Linked DNA regions of Homo sapiens: region 1 is linked to region 2. A link is a loop called in an ENCODE intact Hi-C map of the cell type or tissue named here. Cell type or tissue: lower leg skin. All regions are shown on one strand. Links, peaks and the distances in the headings refer to the core of each region. The heading gives the core; the rest is flanking DNA.

What was found. Peaks named below come from ENCODE experiments on the same cell type or tissue, not always from the same donor. Only the 100,000 strongest peaks of a DNase experiment are listed, where the experiment ranks them.
Region 1: a loop joins it to region 2, with 3 times the contacts of the local background. A loop is called at or near these places in 63 of 110 quality-filtered maps.

What each region holds. Positions count from the first base shown.
Region 1 is chr16:24,249,674-24,256,568 of GRCh38, forward strand. CACNG3 (calcium voltage-gated channel auxiliary subunit gamma 3) reads left to right here and starts at 6,662. Exons shown (of 4, transcript NM_006539.4): 1 at 6,662-6,895. LINC02194 (long intergenic non-protein coding RNA 2194) reads left to right here. Exons shown (of 4, transcript NR_146569.1): 3 at 2,260-2,458; 4 at 3,034-3,187. RefSeq lists an enhancer at 6,410-6,895. In lower leg skin, for the core only: no CTCF peak of the experiment used is centred there; no DNase peak of the experiment used is centred there.
Region 2 is chr16:24,041,216-24,048,110 of GRCh38, forward strand. All of the region lies in intron 5 of PRKCB (protein kinase C beta), which reads left to right. Among named protein-coding and RNA genes, the nearest start is that of MIR1273H, 160 kb to the right of the region's middle. In lower leg skin, for the core only: no CTCF peak of the experiment used is centred there; no DNase peak of the experiment used is centred there.

The DNA of each region.
Region 1 (6,895 bases), core at 3,865-6,364, 210 kb after region 2:
TATTCCTCCTTGTTGTCTTAGGTAGCATTCCCTAGAAGCAGAGCCTAAGGCAGACATTTGGATGCAAAAGACTTATTGAGAAAGTAACCTTTAGGAAAAACCCCAAGGGAGTATGGGAACAAGCATAAGAAAAGGCAATGATTCTCCAGTTGTGGTTTCCTAAAGAGCAGTATTAATACCTCTTGAGAACTTGCTGAAAATGAACATCTTCAAGCACCACCCACCTTGGAAACTTTGAGGGTGGAGCCCAATAATGTCTCATTCAACAAGCCTTCTAAGCGACTCTAATGCACACTATGGTTTGGCAACCATAGAGGATGGAGATGAAGCCCAACGAGGATGTGGTAGTCTTGGCCTGATCATCGGAAGACTCTAGAGCATAAATTGTATCTCAGAGTTGTCCCTGCCTCTGGGAAGAGGCCAGACTTTTGCACCCTTGTATCTGACTGCAGGGAGAAGGGCTCTAATTCCTCGGGAGAGGCAGCTCCCATCAGCTGAGACCAATTATCCCTGGAAGGGGCAGCTGTGGGTTAGAAAGGTCAGGGCTAGAGGTGTATAAATGAATCAATTCAGTAAAGAGAATCTGAAGAGTGGTGTACCAACAACAACATCTTCTTCTTCTTCTTCTTCTTCTTCTTCTTCTTCTTCTTCTTCTTCTTCTTCTTCTTCTTCTTCTTCTTCCTCTTCTTCTCCTTCTTCTTCTTTTTCCTCCTCCTTCTCCTCCTCCTCCTCCTCCTCCTCTTCTTCTTTGAGACAGGGTCTCACTCTATTGCCCAGGCTGGAGTGCAGTGGCACCATCATGGCTCACTGCAGTCTTGAACTCCCAGGCTCAAAGGACTCTCCTGCCTCAGTCTCTTGAGCGGCTTGGATTACAGGTGTTCACTACCATGCCTGGCTAATTCTAATTTTATTTATTTATTTATTTATTTTTGGAGAGACAAGGTCTCACTATGTTGCCCAGGCTGGTCTCAAACTCCTGGCCTTAAGTGATTCTCCCACCTCAGCCTAGCAAAGTGCTGGGATTACAAGCACAAGCCACTGCATCTGGCCTGCAATTGCTCTTATTGGTCCAATTGTCTCTGTCCTCTTCATGAGACTAAGAGTTTCAAGTGATCAAGAGCAATCTCTTTCCTGCTTGTTATTTGCTCATCAGTGCCTGTCACAGGTGTAAATCTTAATAATTACTTATGCAGTTAGTTGATTAAACAAATACTATTTAAATGCCTACTATATCCTGAGCACTATTCTAGGGTCTGATAATTTAGATTTGAACAAGACAATGCACCTGTTCTCATGGAGTTATTTGGCTTTAGTTGGGAAGATGACAATAAGCACAAAAGCATATATGTACATATATACAGTATAATGTCAGATATTGATAAATGCTATGAAGAAAAAGCAGAGTGAGAGTATAGAGAGAAGTATGGGGTGTTATTTTTAGATAGAGCAGTTAAAGAATTCTCTAAGAAGGTGACATTTGAGCTGAGGTATGAATGAAGTGAGGGATTGAACCATGACAATATCTAGTGGCAGCAATTTGTGTGTAAATTCAAAATTATTTTAAAATAAATGTTTCTTACATATAAAGTATATTCAGGGAAGAGCATTCTCAGCACAGGAAATCAATGGGTGAGTCACAGGAAACACCTGGCATTTCTGTATCAATAAAATAGGAGGTAGTTGGAGGAGAAGGACAGGTGGCACAGTGCTTACTGTTTTTATTTATTTTTGAATTAACTTTAAACTTTTATCAAAACATACATGTATAAGATTTTTAAAATCAGATAGAAGTGGCTGTAGTGAAAAACAACTGTTCTGGTCCCATCCTGTTCATTCTCATTACTCATTTCATTTTATTTTAGTTCATTTCACCTCAACCTCTCTTCTTCTCTTCTCCAAATATAGATTAGAATATTTTTATTTTTATATTGGTTATCTTTAATTTTCAATGACATACCAGATACTCTAGATCTCCTTTTATCAACTCTAGAAGTATATCTTGTCTATTCTCTTTGTATAATAATATCAGGATGTTACATCCTACCATTCCCCTCCTTCTACCTCCAATTTCTATCACTGTCTAGAGAGTAGAAACATAACTTCATGTAATTGGGTTCAAAGAGAGAATAGAGAAAGAAGAGAGAATAGAGAATAGAGAAAGAGAGAGAATACTGAAAGAAGGTTAACAAGACTGAAGTTGAAATAATGATGTGTGAATGTTTTGTAAGCATATTTGGTTTTTAATGCTTTTTTCTATAGGTTGAATCTAAAAGTAGAAAACTCATAACAAGGCTATGTGTGAACATCAAGAGAGAATTCAAGATGGCGGGGATGACACTCTTTAGTCCATGTGTGCCTGGTTTTCATCATCTCCTTGACTTACACACATGTGGGTGCCTTTACCTCTGAAGACTTTTTCTCTTCTAACTGATGATGCTCCATTCTCTTCTGACAAAAGGTAAAGCTGGTTTGGTACCACTGACACCCAGGTTAGTTGGGGTCCAATATCTTCTAAGCCCCATATCCTGCCATGTTGTCTTCTCCTTCGTGGTCACATTTTACTGCTGATCCCATGGACATCACTGGAGTGGTGCCACAAGTAGATCACATAGACTTTTCACAGAAGTCTTCTGAGGTATCACAGAATTTCCCCCTTTTCTAAGAACTATCCTCCCACAACTCACAGGGGCTGGTCCTGATGGCTGCGTTTATAGTACATGACCCTGAATCGTTGGCCACAGCTGCATGGACCAGGAAGTGGCAAGCAACATAAGCTAGGCTGATCAGGTTGTCTCTCCCGGAAATTTTGAATTAGGACTAAAACTTCCCAGTTTAGTCTGGGTGGGTTTCTTAAATAGAGATGACATAAGAACTCAAAATCTAGCTTCTATTTCAAGGATCAAAGAATAGATGAAGCAAAACAATTTTTCAACTAAAAATATGAAAAGAGGCAGAGATGCAAAATGAAGTGACTGTCAAGACTCCTGATGGCATTTTTTTTTTTTTTTTTTTTTTTTTTTTTGCTGGTTCCAGCTCCCTGCCAAGGCCTGATTGAACCTCTGCCCTGTGGTTCCTTGAAACATCGTCATATTCTTGTACTAAATTCCCCATTTTCTTAAGCTAGCTCTGGTAAGTTTTTGCCATTTACAGTCAAAGTGAACTCACTAATAAAATATTCCCAACTGCATAATCTTCTCCCTGGGGGATGGGAATCATATCTTTGTATTCTCCAAGGTGCTGAGCACATAGGGGAATGCCTTGCACATAGTAGGCACTCGAAAAGCATCTGTTGAATTGAAGCAACTGAGAGTACTCCTTCCTAAATGACACAACCATTTACAGGGATCACTGACCCCTCCAGATGTTATGAGAAGATGGACAGGAAAAAGCATAAATAGATACACCGTGCCAACTACTTCACTAGCTGACAGCCCAATAGAAGAAAACAAAAGTCTTAATAAGAGAATCAGACATCAGTTGCAAGATGTCTGAATGTCTCCTAGTCTTCTGCCAGATAAGTGGGATCAGAAAGGGCTATTAGTAGACAAGAGTCTAGCTCCAGCCCGCCCTGGAGAGAGCTCTGAATCTCTTGGGTCCCTCATTGATCTGTTGAAAGAGCCCTCTAGTGGTGAAAATGAGGAACGATCTCTAGCCTTACAAGCAGATTCTACGCGCCCAGGTCCACACACCTACACATTCAATTGAATGAAAGGATGAGGTCACCCCCTAGTAAGTTGGGAGGCATGATAGGGAACAAACTGCGGCCTCCCTGCCTCCACACTCCCACTCCGTTCAGTTGTTCTGACTTGCTCCACATGCAGGCTCGGGACTTCCCACAGTGATCAGGTTGGCCCTGGACAGCAATTCCAAAGAATGAGCCTGCCTCACCAAGTCAGAGGCTCAGGACAAAGCTCCAGTTTTATCACATGTATCCCTTTCTCTTATTCAGCAAAACTGGGTGCATCCTGACCCATAATTGTTACCTTCATCTACCTGAGCTCCTGATCCTTTTCCCCCAACTATCCTTCTGCTAGGCTCCTGGGCACCATACTCTGCTTGTCTGCGCTTCTGTTGTAGAGCTAAGTGGGTGGAGATGAAGATGCTGCTGTTCCACTGTGGGTCTGGTAAATGGAGAGATTGGGGCATACTGTCCCTTAGCCCGAAGCTCACTCACCTTTCATCAACATGGTCCTTCTTTGAAAGAAGACCTTTCTCACTTCTATCCAAGCAAGAGAAGAATCAAACAGATCCTGAAATGACTGCTTTGATCATTAGTAATTATTTCATCTTATTTACCTTTCTGAGAGTGGGGAGAGAAATTTTTGCTAACTGAATTAATCCCTCCCAAGAAATACCAACCTCACCTCCATGTTACATATGGCTTTCCCTTAAAAAAGAAAGGTAATAACAATCAAGGCAGGATATTTTTATTAAGATGCAAATTTTCATTTCAGGAAAGAAAATGACACTAAGAAACTTGTAGGGGCCCTCGTGTATCCTCTCCCTACTATCTTCTGTCATTCTTCTGGAGTACGGCTGTGGTGCTGGCCCCAAGTTTATCCATTCCATTGTGGATTATGTGGCAAGATTTCAGTATTTCTACCTCCTGTCCATAAATCAGTGTTTTTGAACCACGACACATGCATATGCAACTAAATGCTCATAGGTATACACACCTACATATTCAAATCTATACTATACCTACACACGTGCATGCATACACATACATGTGCAAATATGTATGCATATGCATAGCAAAAATGCTAGGCATTTGCAGCAAATATGTTCACATGGTCCATAACACTGTCTGCAGGTACAAACATACATTTACATACTTGCTTTACTTCTATGACGGATTCACAGGCATTCAGAATTTATAACTAAACTGAACATAGCACAGGTGAGCATTCAAACACAATCACTCCACAGCTATATATTCAAACTTCCTCCTGCACATGAGTATTTATCTAACACCAAGAATAAAGTCTTCAGTCTTAACACCAAAATGAAAGTAGCAAAGTCACCAAGAAGTTGTGAGCTGCATTTGCGAACCCTTCAATATATTCCTGCTACCCAGTCACCTGAATAGAAGTTCCCAGGCAGCCAGAGATGGCACCAGGGGAGTATGTTTGTCTGCGATTACCTCCCGTTATATTTCTGTCCAGCTAAATAACATTCAAACATGACAGTTGGTTGCGGACACATCTCAGGAACTGTGGAAACAACCCAAGCAACCTCATTTCCAACTATCTGACCTCTGGATATCAGTCCCAGGATGCCATAAGAAAAAAAATAATAAGGGCATTTCTGTGGGCTGTTTCTAGTCAACTCGGTGTGTGCCCATGCATATGCCGGAATACATAGTAATAAAAAGCTGGTTAAATGCTGGTCCTTTGCAATACTGGCTATTTCCAAGGAAGAGAGCTTTCAGGTGTGCAATGCCATTTGCCCTTTGGACTAACAAGCAAAGCAGACCTAACTTCACCTGCTTCATGGTCTCACTTAGATAACAATGTTAACAAATGATATCTCAGAGACCTTTGAACAAAATCTGACATTTTCAGTGACTCTCCCACCATGAATCCATCACCCCCTTCGATGTAGATATGTTAAAATGTATAAAAGGCATATTCAAAGGCCAAAATCTTATAGTCTTTTGCCCAAGGTCCCTAATATGTGTATGACAGAGTCTATGTATATTTAGCTTCTTCCATCTTTTAGGAATACATGATCATGTATATATGAACAGTTCCGGGTCTGATCTGAGCGGGTTGTCTTCGGTGTAAACCAGAGCTCCAGAGAAAGGAGGGTAGACATATTGGTTTGTTTGCTGGGGAACCAAATTGAGACAGACTCTACACAGATGTGATTGTGACAACACTTTTTGCCCGCCTAAGCGAGCCATAGAGCCGTCTCCAGAGCTGCCGGTGCCTTTAAGAAGACTCGGTCTTTCGGGTCTTCTTTTTCCCCAATGGGCTCCAGTGGTGCCCGCAGCAAAAGGCAAACTTGCCTGGCTCATGGGGTGAAAGGGAGGATTGAAGAATGCCGCGTTGGGTGGGTGCTGAGGGAGCGCCAGAGTGCGCTACGGGCTTCGCTCCCCTTCCCCTTTCCTTAACCCTTCCTAGAGCGGAGGAACCGGGTCGTGCTGCAGCGCCCAGGAGCCAGGGCGCTGACTGTCCTCGGCTCCAGAAACTTTGCGCGGAGAGTGGGCTTGACTGGGCAGAGCCGAGCCGGCTGGCTGACCCGGGAAGGAACGGGGGAAGGGCGGGGTGAGGGAAGAAAGACCCTTTAGCACCCCGGGTTTCTAGCCCGGGCGGCGGTGTGCAGCTGCATGAGGGAGCTGTCCCTTCGGCACCACGGACCTTAAAGCCTAGGCGTTAAGACGACGGAGGCGGGGCAACAGGCGGGGAGCTGTCCCTTCAGCACCACGGACCTTGGCGCCCCCAGGGAAACCAGCCGGCCCCCGCCCCAGGACTCTGTCTTTTCTCCAGTTTGAGCGGGGGTGTCGGGAGCAGGCGGAGAGCTTTCCTGCGAGGCTGTGGAAGCAGTGAACACTCTTCTCAGCGGCTCGCCTCCCAGCAGTGCTATTTTTTGCCATCCGCCCTCACCCCCAGCACACGCGCTCGCACACACACGCACGCACGCACACACACACACACACACACTCACACAGAGACCTCTCTGGGTTTCTTTGCCTTGAGTCTCCCGGGGCTGTGAGAAGCCAGGCGCATCTCAAACCGAGCTGGCAGCTCCAGGCTCCGGAGCCATGCCCTGCACGGACCCTCGTCTTTACCACGCTCCTGAGGAATGAAAGGAACCCAGGGACCCTCAGAAGGCAGCAGTGATGCGGACCAACCCCCCGGAGCCTGCACCCTTCCGAGGGCCATAGGCGACC
Region 2 (6,895 bases), core at 2,436-4,935:
ATTTTTTTTTGTATTTTTGGTAGAGATGGAGTTTCACTGTGTTAGCCAGGATGGTCTCGATCTCCTGACCTCATGATTTGCCCACCTCAGCCTCCCAAAGGGCTGGGATTACAGGCGTGAGCCACCGCACCCAGCTAACAATATCTTATTCAATGCTTTTTCAATTCAGTATCTACCTATCAACATAACAACTGACATCTATTATTTATACTCCCATCTACATTACAGCCACCTCCAAATGCTTAGCCATGTCCATCCTCATATCTATCTCCCAAAAGTTGGGAGTGTTCTTAAAGAAAGCAGAAAGAACCTTTTTTTTTTTAAATGTTTCTCTTTGGAACTCCCATTCTATATTCTTACCATTATATTGTGTTATACAGAAACTTTTTAGACTGAAACATCTCCCTGACAGCCTTAGGTACTCCCAATATTGTGATATTTAAATCCTTCTTAAGATCTGACATCCACACATCAAAAGAAAAAGAGTACCAAAGAGGCTGAGTGTGGTGGCTCACGTCGGTAATCCCAGCATTTTGGGAGGCTGAGGCGGCTGTATCACCTACAGTCAGGAGTTCAAGACCAACGTGACAAAACCCTGTCTCTACTAAAAATACAAAAATTAGCCAGGTGTGGTGGTGGATGCCTGTAATCCCAGCTACTCAGGAGGCTGAGACAGGAGAATCGCTTGGACCCAGGAGGCAGAGGTTGCAGTGAGCTGAGATTGCATCACAGCACTCCAGCCTGGGTAACAGAGTGAGACTCCATCTTGGAAAAAAAAAAAAAAAAGAATTGGGAAGAAAAAGGGCAATGTAAACAAGAAAAAAAAATCCAGATAGCTTAATATTTATTTTTGTTTAACTTTTATTTGAACTTTGGTGGGGGGGTACGTGTGCAGGTTTGTTATATAGGTAAACTTGTGTCATGGGGGTTTGTGTAATATTGCCCAGCCATGCGTCAATTGCAGACAGAAAATTATTATAAACTAGGCCGCGAGGGCCCACTAGGGGGCAGTCTCTGCCTTCAAAGCCATTCCTCCTCGGAGGCTCTCTCAGGAGATGCCCCAATTTGTGAAACCACAGTACTGTCATTGCTCATAATGGAAGGTGCAGCAGAGACCAGCTACGCTCACTGAGGTCCAGAGAAAGGTTACTTCTTCAGGTCACACACAGATAGGGCCCAGTTCTGGTAGATCTCCCTTCCCTTTTACATTATTGGTTTGTAATTTTTTCCCAAGTCTTTATTTTGAACTAAGTTGAAAGAATTTTACAGCAAACACTCATTTATCCACCACCTATATTCTGTCGTTAACGTTTCCACACTTGCTTAATCACATTTCCAACTATCTCGCTCTCCATCCATCAATCTGTCTTATTTTTGACACATTTCAAAGTAAACTGCAGACACCAATTCGATTTCCCCCAAACACTTCAGCATGCCCAACATCAATAGAATTCAAAATTTACTTGTAGGGTTTCTTTTTTTTTTTTAACTTTTGAGGTGAAATGTACATACAATGATACATACAAAATTTTTTTTTTTTTTGAGACAGTCTCACTTTGTCACCCAAGCTGGAGTGTAGTGGCGTAATCACGGCTTACTGCAGCCTCGACCTCCCAGGCTCAATTGATTCTCCCACCTCAGCCTACAAAGTAGCTGGGACTACAGGCATGAGCCACCACACTCAGCTAATTTTTGTAGTTTTGTAGAGATGGGGTTTTGCCATGTTGCCTAGGCTGGTCTTGAACTCCATGGTTCAAGCAATCCTCCCACTTTGGCCTCCCAAAGCGCTGGGATTATAGATGTGAGCCACTGTGCCCGGTGATGTCTTAAGTGTACAATGGCTGAGTTTTGACAAATGCATATGACTGTCATTCTAACCCTTATCAAATTAATTCTCTTTTTTGATGTCACAGCTGCTGTTGAGGATCCAAGGGAAGGTATGAACCAGAGAAATGCCTTTATGTCCCCACACACTGCACTCATACTCATGAGCTCTGGCTATTGGGATGTCTATTATACCTAAAATCCCTTAGATGACATGAAACTTAATAGTTGTTCAATTTTTTTTGTTTGTTTTTTGAGGAGTTATAATGCAGTAAAGTAGAAACTTTGAAAATTGGAAATTCTTGTTTACAATTTTTTGTTATGTATTCATTGAAGAGCAAAATGCCTTTAAAAACTCAATACACCTGCTTTATTTTGCTTTTTTTTTAGTATTGTTGTAATGAAGAAGTTCAGTTAAATCATATCTGTCTATGGAACATCTATCATCTTTCTCAGTGTATTACTGATAGTTGTCTGCACACCCCATGAGGCCAGGGGAAGGGTCTCTTGCCCATCCTTCCTTCAAAGCCTATCAGCTTGTTAGGTTGAGGTGAGTGTCTCAGGCACTGAAGTTTTGGGATACTGGACCTAAGGAGATGTAGGGAAGCTGACGTCTTGCTATTCAGTGTTCCTTCTCTTCTTCCCTGGTCATTTAAGTCTCATGAGAATTATCAAGGCCAGGCCAGCGTCTGAGGCCTTCAGGATGTGCTGGGCGCGGTCATTGCTCCCAAATGTCTAGGGAATTGCATTGAAGTGGGCACTGCTGGGACCTGCAGGGCTGTGACTTGTGACTGCCTTTGGGGACAGTGGTCCAGCAATGTCTATTAAAATATGTATACATATGAACATTTTGACTCTCACGTTTTCCTTTAGGGAATCTATTCTCTTAAAATGAAACACCAGCGTGCAAAGAAATAAAATCTAGAACAAGCATGTTTATTGATGTTTTCTTTGAGATGCAAAGAAAACATCAGCCTAATGAAGGGGTACCCATTTTATGTGATACTAGGTAGTTGTTGAAAGCATTGAATTAGGCCAGGCGCGGTGGCTCACACCTGTAATCCCAGCACTTTGGGAGGCTGAGGAGGGTGGATCACTTGAGGCCAGGAGTTCCAAACCAGTCTGGCCAACATGGTGAAACCCCGTCTCTACTAAAAAAAATCCAAAAAATTAGCTGGGTATGGTGGTGCATGCCTGTAATCCCACCTGCTCTGGAGGGTGAGACACGAGAATCACTTGAACCCTGCAGGTGGAGTTTGCAGTGAACAGAGATCAGGTCATTCATGCACTACAGCCTGGGTGATAGAGTAAGACTCTGTCTCAAAAAAAAGAAAAGAAAAGACTGAATTAAAATGAGAAAATGAGTATAATTTTTGACATGGGAACTGGTTACACAGGTGAATTTCCTTTGTGAGAATTCAAGCTGTAAGATTATGATTTATACACTTTTCTATAGGTATATTATACTTCCTATACTTTTATTATTTAAAAGTTTGTGATAAAAATTCTAAATAACTAAAAACAAAACACCAATGGGTTAGAGCTACAGATATTGGTGTAAAGCAGAGGTTGCCAAACTGGCCTGCTGCCTGTTTTTATAAATAAAGTTTTATTGGAACACAGCCACATCCATTCATTTATATATTATCTATGGCTGCTCTTGTGATACAATGGCAGAGTTCACTGCGTAGTTGTGACAAAGCTTGTACAATCTGCAAAATGTAAAATATTTGTTCTCTGGCCTTTACTGAAAACATTTGGCAGTCCTTGAACTAGAGGAACATCTATGGTTAAGTGAAAGGGTTAGGTTGCGTAAAAATATATTTAGTATGATCTCATTTTGAAGAAATAAGCAACAGCAACAGACACCTCCTATGTGTGAAGTTTTGTCTGTATATTTTATAACCTGTGTGTGAAGAAAGGTGTGGAAGGATACCAACCAGGTTGTAAACACTGGGATCGCAGCAGGATTGGGAGTGAAGAGGCTGTGGCGGTGAGGGGGATTGTGTTGTGTCTCTGTAGTTTTCATTACGTTTCACAGGTTGATTGCAATACATATCATTTCCGCAATTTTTGAAAAATAAAAACAGAAAAATCTCCAAATAGGAAAAATGAACAGAAATAAATTGTCTCAACAACAATAGCAGAAAAAAAAAATGAATGGATAATGCCCCAAATGATGGGGTGTTGGTTGCTTGAGGAGGGTTGTTGGGTGGTTCTCAGCTTGAGCAGAGCTGGGCCCAGGCCCTGTCTGGGTATTTTTGAGTTTTTATTGTCACTAGCTTCCATCTTGTGTAGCATCTGCCTTGTGAGCTGGGCCTGTTCTCCGAGTTTCATGGTGTTTGATGTTTTTTGCCTTCTTTCAGCAAGGTCGCTGGCATCATCCTTGCTGAGTCGCATATGTTCTGGGAACCACCTCCTCTTCTCTGTGCCTCTCGCCTGGCAGGTCTACGCTAAACTGCCCCCTGCCCTCCCAGGCCCACCCCACCTCCAAGTCTGAGTTCTTTGACTTAAACTTCAATCCTGTTTCCCATGGGCTGTGGCTTCCCAACCCTCAGTTTCAGTTGAAGCTAATTTTTTTTTCCAGAAATCACTGTGGGCCCTGGCTGCTCTGGGTGTGGTCTGGGGACCAGCTGCATCCCATCGGCATTACCTGGGAGCTCGTTAGCAATTCGGGATCTCAGCTTCCCCTCCAGGCCTGCTGAATCAGAATCTGCAATTTAACAACATCCCCTGGGGATGCACTGTAACATTCGAGCAGCCCTGCTGCAGAGGATCGCAGTGAGACGGGAAGAATGTGTCTTTTCCACTAGATGGCAGGCCTTACCTGCGCTTGGCTCCTGCGCAGACCACCACAGGTGGATGTGCCAGGGGTGATGTGAACCTCCAGCCCCGCGTTGGCCATGGCATCTTACCAGTCATGAAGCTCGGGTGTCAGTCCCGCCAGGGCTGGAATCCTCTTTCATTGGTGACCTGCACCTACCTGCATGTCCTGGCCTGGTGCAGCATGAGCTTCTGGCTTGAGCCATTTGTGTAAAGTGACCCAGAGCCTTTCTTTCTTCCCTGCTTTGCCTTTGTCCTCTACCACCTGGAAGGTGAAGGCATGTCTCTGGGGAGCTTCCTAGTCATTAGCCTCTGTGTTGCTTTTCTGGATGGCTTGCTGCACGTCTCTGCTAATTTTAGGCCAATGTGGTCTATGATTACAAAGGTTTTGCATGGGCTTTGGAGTCAGGCCTGGGTTTGAATCCTGCCTTTCCCACTCCTCCAACAAGTATTTGTTGGGGGCCTCCCATGTGCTGGGCACTGCTTACAGGCAAGGCCCCTGTGCTCATGGCCTCTGCCTTCTTTCTAATGATGGGAGATGAAGAGGAAGCAAACAAAACACTTTGAGAAAACAAGGAACACTATCAAGGAAATAAAATAAAGCGGCATGATGTGATAGAGGGTGGCCAGTGGGCTGAGTGTGATTAGCAGGGATAATGGCATTTAGTTGAGACCTCAGGGACCAGCAGGAGGGAGCCAGCTTGCTGAAAATTCCAGGGAAGAGTATACCAGGCAGAGGGAGCGGCAGAGGCAGAGGCCAGAGGGAAGAGTGAAGCAGCAGGCTTGTGAGTGACAGGAACTGACAGCCAGTGGGTGTGACTGGAGCCTCGGGATGGGGAGGGGTGGGTGACGCTGGAGGAAAGGCAGGGACAGCCAGTTAGGCTTTGTGAGCCCCATGGTGGGCTTGGTTTCTTTCTAAGTGCATGGAAATTTAGATCCCAGGAGTATCTGAAGGACATCATGCAAGGTCAGTGTGTTTAGGCCCCAAAACCACCCAGTGGGGGCAGTCATTTTGTTTTTCTCATTTTACAAAGGAGAAAACAGAGCCTTGAAAAATCTGAGCCTGGTGTGGTAGCATGTGGCTATGGTCCCAGTTACTCAGGAGGCTGAAGCAGGATCATCAGTTGAGGCCACAAGTTTGAGACCAGCCTCAGCAACACAGTGAGAAAAAAAGTCTTAAAAATTAGCTGGGTAGGCAGGGTGCGGTGGCTCATGCCTGTAATCCCAGCACTTGGGGAGTCTGAGGTGGGTGGATCACAAGGTCAGGCGTTCGAGACCAGCCTGGTCAACATAGTGAAACCTCATCTCTACTAAAAATACAAAAAAAAAATTAGCTGGGCGTGGTGGTGCGTGTCTGCAGTCCCAACTGCTCAGGAGGCTGAGGCAGGAGAATCGCTTGAACCCGGGAGGCAGAAGTTGCAGTGAGCTGAGATTGTGCCACCGCACTCCAGCCTGGGTGACAGAGTGAGACTCCATCTCAAAAAATAAATAAATAAAATAAAATAAAATAAAATACAAATTAGCTGGACATGGAGGCATGCACCTGTAGTCCCAGCTACTTGGGAGGCTGAGGCGGGAAGATGACTTGAGCCCAGGAGTTGGTGGCTGCGGTGAGCTATGATCTCGCTACTGCACTCTAGGCTGGGCGACAGAGCGAGACCCTGTCTCTCCTTCTAAAAAAAAAAAAAAGAATTTGAGCACCCGCCTCTAGTCCCTAAGGCAGTGCATGGAGGAGGCTGGATTTGTACCCTGGGTCCATCTGTCTGGCAGGTTCTAACACATTAAGTCAGATGTTGGAAAGATACAGTTTAAGACTATGAGACATTGGAACATAAGAAACACCCACCATACCAGTGGGGAGAGGAAGGAGATGCTTCAGCACTGGTAGTTCTCATAGTCTTATCTTTCAGTGGCTTTAGGGCACAGGTTGGGACTAGTTTAGCCTTAAGGTCTTGGAGAAGACCTGCTTTTCATTTGCCTGTTGCCCCAGCACTGTGGGGTCAGAATCTTTCTTGTGATCAGAGTTTAGAGAAGGGAGGGAGCAGTGGGCTGGAGGCATTCCAGGTAGCCCTGGAGAAGGCAGGAGAGGCATAAGTTAGAAGGGTGAGGGAAGGGAGGAGGGCCAGTGGCTGACGCTTACTGAGCCCTTGCTGTGAACCCAGCACAGTGCTAGCCATCGTGGGGCACAAAAGCCTGTGCAAGATGCAGTCGCAGCTCCTGAGCAGCCTCGCTGTCTGGTTGGGTTCCA